Linked DNA regions of Mus musculus: region 1 is linked to region 2. A link is a loop called in an ENCODE intact Hi-C map of the cell type or tissue named here. Cell type or tissue: left cerebral cortex. All regions are shown on one strand. Each heading gives the region's core, and the rest is flanking DNA. Links, peaks and the distances in the headings are about the cores only. Region 1 has its middle 130 kb from the start of Gm22673. Region 2 overlaps Gm51997 (a long non-coding RNA gene).

Region 1 (5,388 bases), core at 95-5,094, 290 kb before region 2:
AACAATATTGCCCTCAGATTACCATGTCATTAAAGCACAGACCCCAAAGAATTTGTCTTTACAGTTTTGTGAAGAATATTACAATCCCAATAACTAATCTGTTTACCTTACCCTGAAAATATATTCACAATTACAGTCCTTGTGGGTGATAAGACTCTGCAGAGTTAGCTAATCCGTGTGTCTACCAGTGTTAAACTAGATGCAGCATCGCCGAGTCTTTAAGTTTGATTTATATGATTTAGAAAAAAAAAAAACCCACATTCTGTTTCATGTTTAAGCATGGGACTCTATATTTTTATTCTTCCCAGTGAGAAAAATGAAATAAAACATTAGGCACAAGTCTGTGGAGTCAGGGGTTCTACTCCAAAAGCCAACTGGCAACTACAAGTTATGATAAACTAGCTTTCTTATTCTTCTTAGGGATACAATGTAATGTTTGGTCTTCAAGAGCTACTGTGATAAACCGGGAAGAGCTTCCTTTCCCTTAGATGGAATTCCGGTTCCATTTCTAAGCGCCCAGTCACAGCCTGCTGCTGACCAGGCATTTCCTTAGTGGTCCTCTAGGGAAAGCAATGGCCCCATAACCATTTAATTCTCTCCAATCCTCATACTTTCTCAATTGGTGTGTTTATCTCTTTTAGTTACTTTCTGGATAAAATACAAATGATTTAAAACAATTGATTTGTGAACCTGAAATGGACAACGTCATGAGTTACTGGAATCTAAGTATTTAACTAATGCCTTCTAATATATTGTTAACTGGCTATGCAGAAACAACAGGTTAGCTAAGTTCAAATTCTAGAAATTTAAATTTTAAGACTAAATAAACTACAGAGTGTTGATTATGTAGAATACAGACATGTTTTAAGCCAGAAATATATCTAGGCTATCTAATATCTATGATTTTTAATTCCATAACTTGCCTGAGAGATTTTTTTAAATATATATCAACCAAGCCACAAACCCAAATAAAGAAGCCTTTGGTGGAAAATTTTTTAAGTCTATATTTTCCTAAGAATGTTCAATTTATTCTATCTTTTAAAATAACTCCAAGATTAAACAAGAAGCTAATGTTTTCAATGACTTTTAGCACAAAGTATAAAAATAGAAGAGAGGGGCTTTTGGAAGAAAATAAAAGCCCACTTATCTTCCTCTTTGAAAGGGGAGGGGAATCTAAGAGGAAAGACAATGTTAGAGAGACAATGTTGTTATTTGTCTAAGATCCTACAGAGAAACCTCTCACAGATGCTTAAATCTGCACCCGGACCTCATGTTGGTCTCAGTGTCAGTGCACAGAGACAATGATTCCAGAGCACAAACCCCAGAGTTATTTAGAAGTTCAGCATCATCAAGAATAAGCCTGGGTCCAATCTTCACTCCAAGCACCATTCCGACAAGGCAATAGATATAGATAGATACATAGATAGATAGATAGATAGATAGATAGATAGATAGATAGATAGACAGACAAACATGCAAGCCAGGTATGGTGATGCACATCATTAATCACAGCATCGGGGAAGCAGAGACAGGCAAATCTCTGTGAGTTGGAAGCCAGCCTGATTTATAAAACAGAGTACCAGGACAGCTTCTAGGCTCTGCCCCACAGTTACCTGGCAACAGCCAGGTATGCCTGACTCACTATAAAAGGGGCTACTTGCCCCATCCTCACCCTCTTACTCTCTTATTCTCTCTGTTCCTTCTCTCTCCCATTCCCCTCCCACCTCCATGTGTTCCTGGCTGGCCTCTCCTCCCTCTCTGTCTATCTCTCTATCGCTGTCTCTCTGTCTCTATCTCTGTCTCTCTCTCTCTGTCTCTGTCTCTCTCTCTCTCTCCCTCCCTCCCTCCTTTCCCGCCTCTCCCTGCCTTTCTCTATCTCTACTCCAACCTCAACTCCCCTCCCCATGCCCTAAATAGACTCTATTTTATACTATATCTGTCATATGGCTGGTACCTCAGGGGGAAGGGATGCCTCAACATGGGCCAGCAGAGGTACCCCCTTCCACCTCACCATACTGTGCCTCAACCAAACATGTCCTGGTTCTTTCTTTCTTATTTATAAAACACAGCAACAGCCAAGATTGTAGCACAGAAAAACTAGATAGATAGATAGATAGATAGATAGATAGATAGATAGATAGATAGATTGCATAAAACAGGAAGAAAACATTGTTTCAAATGAAAACTAATCTATGTCATCATGATTATAAGAATTTCAGACTAGTCAGAGGGAGGAGCTTAAGACTTCAAATCTGTAGCAGTCAGGGGAAATAACATTCATGACTGTACATTTTAACAGTATATCAGATTGCCATTTCTAATTACTTGAATCGTTGTGAGTACCCACTTTTATTTTTAGTCACTCTTTGTCCTTGATTGGAGAATCCCTCGGATACAGAGGCAAGCAGATGCATTATGAATGGAGGAATTGTTCTTAAGCTCAGATTTATTCTTAGATTTTTCACAGGGAAAACGCATATTTAACGTTTTGTCATACCTTTATAGGTCAATTGCATAATGCTTCATGTACACTTCATCTGAAGATGAACATTTAATGGAATGTGTCAAGAATTCCCTTCTCTAGCTTGGAGTTAGCTTTAAAATGCCATCATAACTACAAGGATGCCACCATGTGGCCGAAGGGTGCTTTCTTGAAAGCTGTATAGCATAACCTAAAGGGTAATAATGTAGAAAATGAACAATTTAAAATCCAGATTTCCTGAGTGAGATTCTGATATTTATCAGACCTTATAGTCTGCTTTTGCCTTACTTATAATTCTCTATTTAATTGACAAGTGCCCAATTCATCTGCAATGTAATTCGTTTCACTTTTACTGCATTCTCAATTCCAGCTGTCACAGAAGCAGAACAATCGCTGCTAGGGCCTTTACTGTGAGAGGAGACTCATTATAATAATAATAATGATTTATGTGTAAGATAAAGGCATCTAAAGAATCCTTATGCCCTTCAAACATATATTCATAGTAAAGCAATTCCTACTCCACTCTTCAACCCTTTGGACAATTGCTTAGCCGTCCTTTTGTCAATACTAATGAACCACTGTGTGTTTTTTCTTTTTATATCGTTATTAGACAATTAAAGGCACGCTGAACGATGCACTTTCTAAAAATGACAGTCCAGAGTAGTATAGATTTTTAGAAAAGCAGCAGAAGTGGGTCACTTTAACAAAGGAAATTCTGCTGCAAGTGGATCTCGAAGAACGTGTACCTGTTATCCTCTGTATCAAAATAACCAATTTCAAGCACTCAATGAATCTTTTTCATTAAAGCAACTTGAAACTGCTATTATTAGAATGTCATTACAGGAAACTCCAAATGCTACTGCCAGTCATCTAAAGTTCAGCAAAATGGAATCAAAGAACAGAGCCAGAGTGCATTCATCTCAAAACTCAGTCTTGAGATTCAAAGGCAAGGTGTTTGCAGTAGCTTGAAGGTAAATGACCTGCAGGCTCTATGGTGGTTTGATAAATATGACCTCCAAGATTTCTGTGTGCTTGGCTCATAGGGAGTAGCACCATTAGGAGGTATGGCCTTCTTGGCATAGCCTGACCTTGTTAAAAGAATTGTGGCAATGTTGGGATGGGCTTTGAGGTCTCCTATGCTCAAGCCCTGCCCAGTGTGGAAGACAGTCCCCTTTTCCTTCCAGCAATCAAGATGTAGAACTCTCAGCTCCTTCTTCACCACCATTTCTACCTGCATGCTGCTGTACTTCCCACCATGATGATAATAGACTAAACCTCTGAAACTGCAAGCCAGCTTCAATGAAATGTTTTCCTTTGTAAGAGTTGCCTTGGTCACAATGTCCCTTCAAAGCAATAAAATTTTAACTAAAGTAGGTTCATATGTCTGAATGCTTGGTACAGAGTTAGAGGAATTCTTTGGAACAGATTACTAAGTGTGGCCTTGTTGGAGGAGGTGGGTGTGCCACTGCGGTTGGCTTTGAAGTTTCAAAATCCCAAACCATTGCTATTAGCTCCTTCTTTGTCCTGTGCTTGTGGATCACATGTGGCTTTCTTTCACCTCCCTGCCTGCTGTGCCTACTGTCATGCTTCCGGCCATGATGGCCATGGACTCTCCCTGTGAAACTGTAAGCATGCTTTCATGCTTTATTCTACGTGTTGCCTTGGTCATGATGTTCTGTCACAGAACAGAACAGTAGCTAAAACAGTTAACTTGCCAGTTACCTCCTGAAAATCGTCAGGAGATAATTTATTGTAAAATTATTATCCTGCCAACAAAATGATTAACAAAAGAACCAAAAATTATTGGCTGAGAATGAGAAAACTAAATATTATTAATGAATACAATAGTACAGAATGAAAACATGGTGCTTCGGTGTTTTTCTAACACATGTTCTGGAAAACTTTTTTCTTCCTCAAATGAAGCATCAAGGAAGTGGTCTGCATTTTTTAAGCACTTGAGAAGCAGAGATTGAGGAAATCTGTGTGAATTTTGAAATCAGCTTGGTCTACATAGTAATTTTCAAACCAGCTATGGCTGGAGAGTAAGGATCTGGAGACAGAGACACAGATACAGAGACACAGAGAAAGACAGAGACTGACGGGGGGACCTACAAAAGGGACGGACATTCAGGAAGTTGGGAGTGATTATTAGTAGGAAAAGAAATACTCAAATTGTCCAAGTTCACGTCTAAATTAAATAAAAAATTAAAGTCTATGCCTCTTCCTATGACATATCCTAATAACCTAGTAACAATGCAGGCTCCCTCTGCTTCGCTTGTTTTGAGCTGTGATTGCAACAGTTCTTACACTCACGCACAATTAACCCCAAAGGTCCCACTTGGATTTCTTCCTCTTTATCAGCAATATCCACTGTGCTCTGGGTTCCTTTCATCTCTTCTGTTATTGCTACTACTTGACAATAAATTTAAGTTATGAAGATATAACAGTTTAAATCCTGTCTTCACTATTTTTAGCTCTGAGTCTTGGTTAACTAACCCCGAGACTCAGTTCCCTCTTCTATAAAATGAAGACACGAGTGTTTACTGCAGGAAGCTGACAGAGAGTCTAACAAACAAATGTGAAAGTATAAATGGAGAAAGCACTGGCTTCCATTGGCTTTGTTTCTTTAGTTGTATTCGCTCATCTGCCACCAGGGCCTTCCTTTGTCTCCCACATTTACAGTCACCTGCATCTTCAGCCTATGGTAACCCTGAACCTTCCTCTTCTACTAAATCCTGTGTGGGTCTCAGTACAAAGCCATTCTAGGTAAATTACCACATTTTCTCATTTTGCTTAAAGCTCTCAGTGATCTCTCCAAGAAGAACTTGTTGGCATTTAGTCTAGGCTCTGCCCACAGTTACCTGGCAACAGAAAAGTGTGCCTGACTCACTATAAAAGGGGCTGCT
Region 2 (5,388 bases), core at 305-5,304:
GCTCACAACTGCCTTCTTTCAGGTTTCTGATACTGTTCTGGGCCCAATGGGCCCCAGGCATGTACACGGTACGCAGACACACATCCAAGCAAATGCTTATACATGAAAGAACCCAGATGGCCCTCAACAGAGGAATGGATATAGAAAATGTGGTACATTTATACAATGGAGTACTACTCAGCTATTAAAAAGAATGAATTTATGAAATTCCTAGGCAAATGGATGGACCTGGAGGGCATCATCCTGAGTGAGGTAACACAATCACAAAAGAACTCACACAATATGTACTCACTGATAAGTGGATATTACCCCAGAAATTTAGAATACCCAAGATATAAGATACAATTTGCTAAACACATGAAACTCAAGAAGAACGAAGACCAAAGTGTGGACACTTTGCCCCTTCTTAGAATTGGGAACAAAACAACCATGGAAGGAGTTACAGAGACACAGTTTGGAGCTGAGACGAAAGGATAGACCATCTAGAGACTGCCATATCTGGGGATCCATCCCATAATCAGCTTCCAAACGCTGACAGCATTGCATACATTAGCAAGATTTTGCTGAAAGGACCCAGATATGGCTGTCTCTTGTGAGACTATGCCGGGGCCTGGCAAACACAGAAGTGGATGCTCACAGTCAGCTATTGGATGGATCACAGGGCCCCCAAGGGAGGAGCTAGAGAAAGTACCCAAGGAGCTGAAGGTATCTGCAATCCTATAGGTGGAACAACAATATGAACTAACCAATACCCACCCCCACCCCCCACCCCCGATCTCGTGTCTCTAGCTGCATATGAATCAGAAGATGGCCTAGTTGGTCATCAATGGAAAGAGAGGCCCATTGGTCATGCAAACTTTATATGCCTCAGTGTAGGGGAACGCCAGGGCCAAGAAGTGGGAGTGGGTGGATAGAGGAGTGGGTGGGGGAGCATGTGGGGGGCTTTTGGGATAGCATTGGAAATGTAAATGAAATAAATACCCAATTAAAAAATAAATAAATAAATAGAAACTAATAAAATAATTTTGTTTAAAAAGAAAAAAGAAAAAGTTTGCTGGAGAAGGGGAGGAGCAAAGAATGCAGATTCTAATTAGAAAGGGTTTGAAGTCAAAGAAGAATCATTGCCCTCCCTCCCCCACCCCTCCACCCCCACTGCTAGATGAACACATGGATATCTAAGAATTAAAAGGCAGTGACTGAAGCAAGCCCGTTGAGCCTACTCCAGAGGTGACACACTCTTCATTTGAAGGCTGAGCTCCTGCAATGGTGCCCTGGGGCTTCTGCAGGTTCCTTCCTTACCACAGAAGTTACTCAAACTTAATCCATTTTATGAAGAAGGGCTTAAAATAAGATGTCATTTGAAAGATAATTGATCAAAGAAGAACAAAAGGTAACGGAGAAATCTTAGCATATCAGCTTATTAAATGTCAGAGTACCTGACGAAGCCATATATAGTGAGTACTCTTAATTATGCCCTACAATGGCTCCTCAGGCAGAACGTGATGATGAATTGTGCCAGCTGCACAGGCTCAGGATGCTAAACAAGTTTGTCATTGTTTCCCAGGCTCTTGGCAGTGACAAATTAAGTCACTTCTTTTACTAAATCCTTCAGGAACTTCAATATGATCAAACCTTGATTTTTTTCAATAATTTTAATTAATATATTCCATAGTCAATAAGACTGATAAACTTGAGACACCTCAAACCTGTTTTAATAAAACTGACTCACAAAATAGTAAGGCAAGAAGCCCGAATACAGACCTTGACAGCTGTGCAGACTAACTCTGTGTATTCAGTAAACATTGGTTCTCACAAAGAGGTTCCCTGAGTTTGTAGATATGCAAAATAAGACTTGAACATTGTTGTTAATTAAGAAAATAAAATTCAAGGACACAGCTTATTTTTTATGTGAGTGAAAACAGGTGGAGCAACGTGAAAGAGTCATCATTTCATGAGAAATCTGTTACTGAATTAATCACAAGAAAATGTTTTCCGAAGGAATTTTCAGAAAGGGCGTGATGATATTTATAACCTCCAGTAACGTACTTAAATATGCATTTTGTGTTGATTAAGAAGCTTGGTTCTGTTCTCCGTACTCGTCATCTGCCGCTCTTTCCTTTACCATAGGTTAACTCTCATTTGTGCTGGACACATTTGTTGTGAAAAACTGTCGTCTGTACTGGAGGGTTCTTAACAGTGTCCTTAGGCTCTACTGACATTCTAGATGCTGCTAGCAACGCTTCTCTGTCACCAGTTTCAACAATCAAAAGTGTCAGGGCCAGTGAAGTGGCTCTAAGGATAAAGGAACCACACCAGACAACCTGAGTTCGATCCCTGAGACCTCATGGTGGGTGGAGTGAGTTGGTTCCTTCAGTTGTCCTCTGACATCCATTTGTCCTCTGACATCCATTCCACACTGTGACACACACACACACACACACACTGTGCATGCCAGCTCGTGTGAGAGACAGAGATAGAGACAGAGAGAGTACATTTCAATAACCTGTAATGATAAATTCTTCTAAATGTCTTCAGACGTTTTTACCCAAGGGGTTGCAATTGCTGCACTCTGAGCTAATGATGTAAAACATTGAGCCGTTACTTCTTCTTGTTCTCAGCTGCTGTTTTCATAGTTCTCAAGGAGGCACTTGGACTCTCATTGAACAGACGAGGGTATGGTGACATTCGGACCAGCTGCTCCAGTAATTCTAATAGAGAGGAGGAAGTAAAAACATCTCTGATGTAACTAAATAGCATGACAACTGGCCCAATACATGCAAATAATGTCCAAAGCCCAGAACAGTTCTGCTGCCTTGTAACTGAAACCTGATCATAAAGAGAGCTATTGACCTTCATGTGAGGAAATGGCAAATAAGAGCACTTTTTGAAAATACTGTTATATCCAAGTCCTTCTATTAAAATCAGCAGTCTGGCAAGGCTACATGAAAAACCTTGTCAAGACATTAAAGGCAGGCAGCTCATGTTTGGCTGTGTCCATTTTACATGTTGTTGTGTATTACGATACTAGCTCTAAACTGAAATGTCAGTGAGAAAAAAATACCAAAAGGACAATGTTTTGAGGTAGAGCTAAGCTGCCACCTAGAGAAAATAGAAATGACGGCACCCCGGCCATCTCTATGTATTGCAAGGAAAACATTGGTCTATTGTCTTGTAACTCAAAGGCCCCAAAACCATGTGAAACATCTACACATCATATTCTTAAGCTATATGGATCCGTTTTAACTATGATTTTGAATTTTTTGAATACAATAGGCTAACACAGTCTTTTAGAAGTTGAAAACAATTCCTATCACTGCTGAACAAAAGCAGAGGATCTCTACGGAGGACACTGTACCGTGACCACTGCAAAACAGCCACGGTCCAGTGTTAAGGTTTTCATTTCCAGGTAGAAAAATCTGTTCCTGTGAGTGAGTGAGACCAAGTGATAGATGTTTTTCAGTGTTTATCACCTTTCCAATAACAATCAGTCCTTTGAATGAAGTCAGGTTTACAACATTATGGCTGGTAAAACCCAGTAGAATCCTTAAGTTGGGGGAAGAGAAGGTTGCTTATACAGCCCAGTGGGAATAAATGGTGCGACTCAAAAGTCTAAAAATAACTTGAGTTTGAGCTAAAGCATGCAGCACATCCAAAATTCCTGGGGCTATATGAGCCTCCTTTTCTAAATGTAATAGTATAATTGAACACTCATTAGGTTCTCCAGACCATAAACCATTGCCTGGTTAAGGTAGGCATTTGGGAAGCTAAATGACCTCTCTTAGGCCATGAGGGTCCCATTTAGTAAATTACTACTTCAGTGCACTGCATGACACCCTTGTGGCCTGGTAGTGGATTCCAAAAGAGCTTAATTTACACACTGGGAGAATCTGGTGCTCATTAGGAGAACGAAGGATGCCTGCTCAAATATCCACATAGAACAGAAAGTATCATGCCCACCCAAAAGGAAAGTGGCTTGGAGAGTCAGATGTCACTGTCCCAGAACAGTAGACCTGCGTGATGAAGCCTACAGCTGCCTAATTACAAGACATGAGATTTCACCTTGAGATTTTGAGTTGCTTATTTATTTTGCCTGTTTCTTAATAGTGCTTTTTGGCAGTTTTGCACAAACAGTGATAGGTTCACTGGATCCAAAGGGTTTTTAAGTGGGGTAGGTACACTTCAAAGATAAGTGTTTGCATGCACCTGTACCAGTCAGTGAATAAAATCAAATTATTTAGGGATGACATGTCTCTTTTTCTCTTGATTTTATTACGTATTTCAACAATTTGCAATGTTTTGTCAAGAGTTTGCCTTCCAGAATTCATCAGAAAGCATCTGCTCTTACATTCAAATTTATCTAAAAATAACACATTTCTTTCCAACAATACCAGAAATTATATGTACTTTACTCAAAGCCTCACCTGTGAAACACATCATTGTCTGGTACCTTTCTTATAAGAACCATTATTTGAAGATAAAACAATGCCTTGGTGTGGAGGGGCATCTAGAATGAAAATTCTATGATAATTAGGTCATACATATCTTTGTTTTCCTTTTTTGGAAAATAGATATTTTTCTCACATAATATATCCTGATTATATTTTCCCACCCCCCCCCATTCCTCCTATTTCCTCCCCACATCCTCTACCATTAACATGATATGATATAACAAAAACTAACAGATCAGAATAGGACGAAACACACAAAAGGAAAAGAGCCCAAGAAAAGGCTCAAGAAACAGAAATACACTCATTCACACACTTTGGAATCCCATAAAAACACTAAACTGGAAGCCATAAATATGCAAAGAACCTTTAGGGTAAAAAGAGAGAAGAAAAAAATATGTAAGTAAAATATGATTAAACTATATAGGGACAGAGAAGGGCCTGACGAGTACAGAACATCCAGAGATGCCCTTGGGTTGGTTTTTCTCTTTGCTATCTACTGCGGGGCATACAGCCTATGCATTAGGATAGTTTGTTTCCCCAGTAAGAGTCCCTTGTAGAAAACTAAATTTTCCTTTGCAAGTTGCTATCAATTGAAGACTGCTTAGGGGTTAAGGATGGGGTCGGGGTGTCCTCTTGCCCTTTCAGCTCCAAAATCCCACTGTTGTATGTCCTGTGCATGCTACCTCTGTCTCTGTGAGTTCCTATGAACCTTGATCATGTTGATTTAGAAGACCATTTTCTTGGTGTCTTCCATCCACTCTGGCTCTTAAATTCTTTCTGCCTCCTCTTCTACAGGGTTTCCTTAGCCCTGAGAGGAGAGATTTGATAGAGACATCCCAATTAGGGTTGGGTTGAGTTAGGGTCTCTTATTCTCTACATAATGTTGAGCTGTGGGTCTCTGTATTTGTTCCCATCTGTTGAAGAAGGAAGCTTCTCTAGT

The links. A loop is a pair of places that touch in the nucleus more often than their neighbours do. Peaks named below come from ENCODE experiments on the same cell type or tissue, not always from the same donor. Only the 100,000 strongest peaks of a DNase experiment are listed, where the experiment ranks them.
Region 1: it touches region 2 in a loop (2.4-fold over the local background); 3 of 42 quality-filtered maps call a loop at or near these places.

The regions. Positions count from the first base shown.
Region 1 is chr12:59,795,470-59,800,857 of GRCm38, reverse strand. No RefSeq gene overlaps it. Among named protein-coding and RNA genes, the nearest start is that of Gm22673, 130 kb to the right of the region's middle. In left cerebral cortex, for the core only: a CTCF peak has its summit at 2,626 (motif pointing left); a DNase peak (open chromatin) is centred at 2,599; H3K27ac peaks cover 212 bases.
Region 2 is chr12:59,507,760-59,513,147 of GRCm38, reverse strand. Gm51997 (a long non-coding RNA gene) reads right to left here. Exons shown (of 3, transcript XR_003950242.1): 3 at 2,559-2,708. Among named protein-coding and RNA genes, the nearest start is that of Gm51997, 21 kb to the right of the region's middle. In left cerebral cortex, for the core only: a CTCF peak has its summit at 3,101; a DNase peak (open chromatin) is centred at 3,079; H3K27ac peaks cover 293 bases.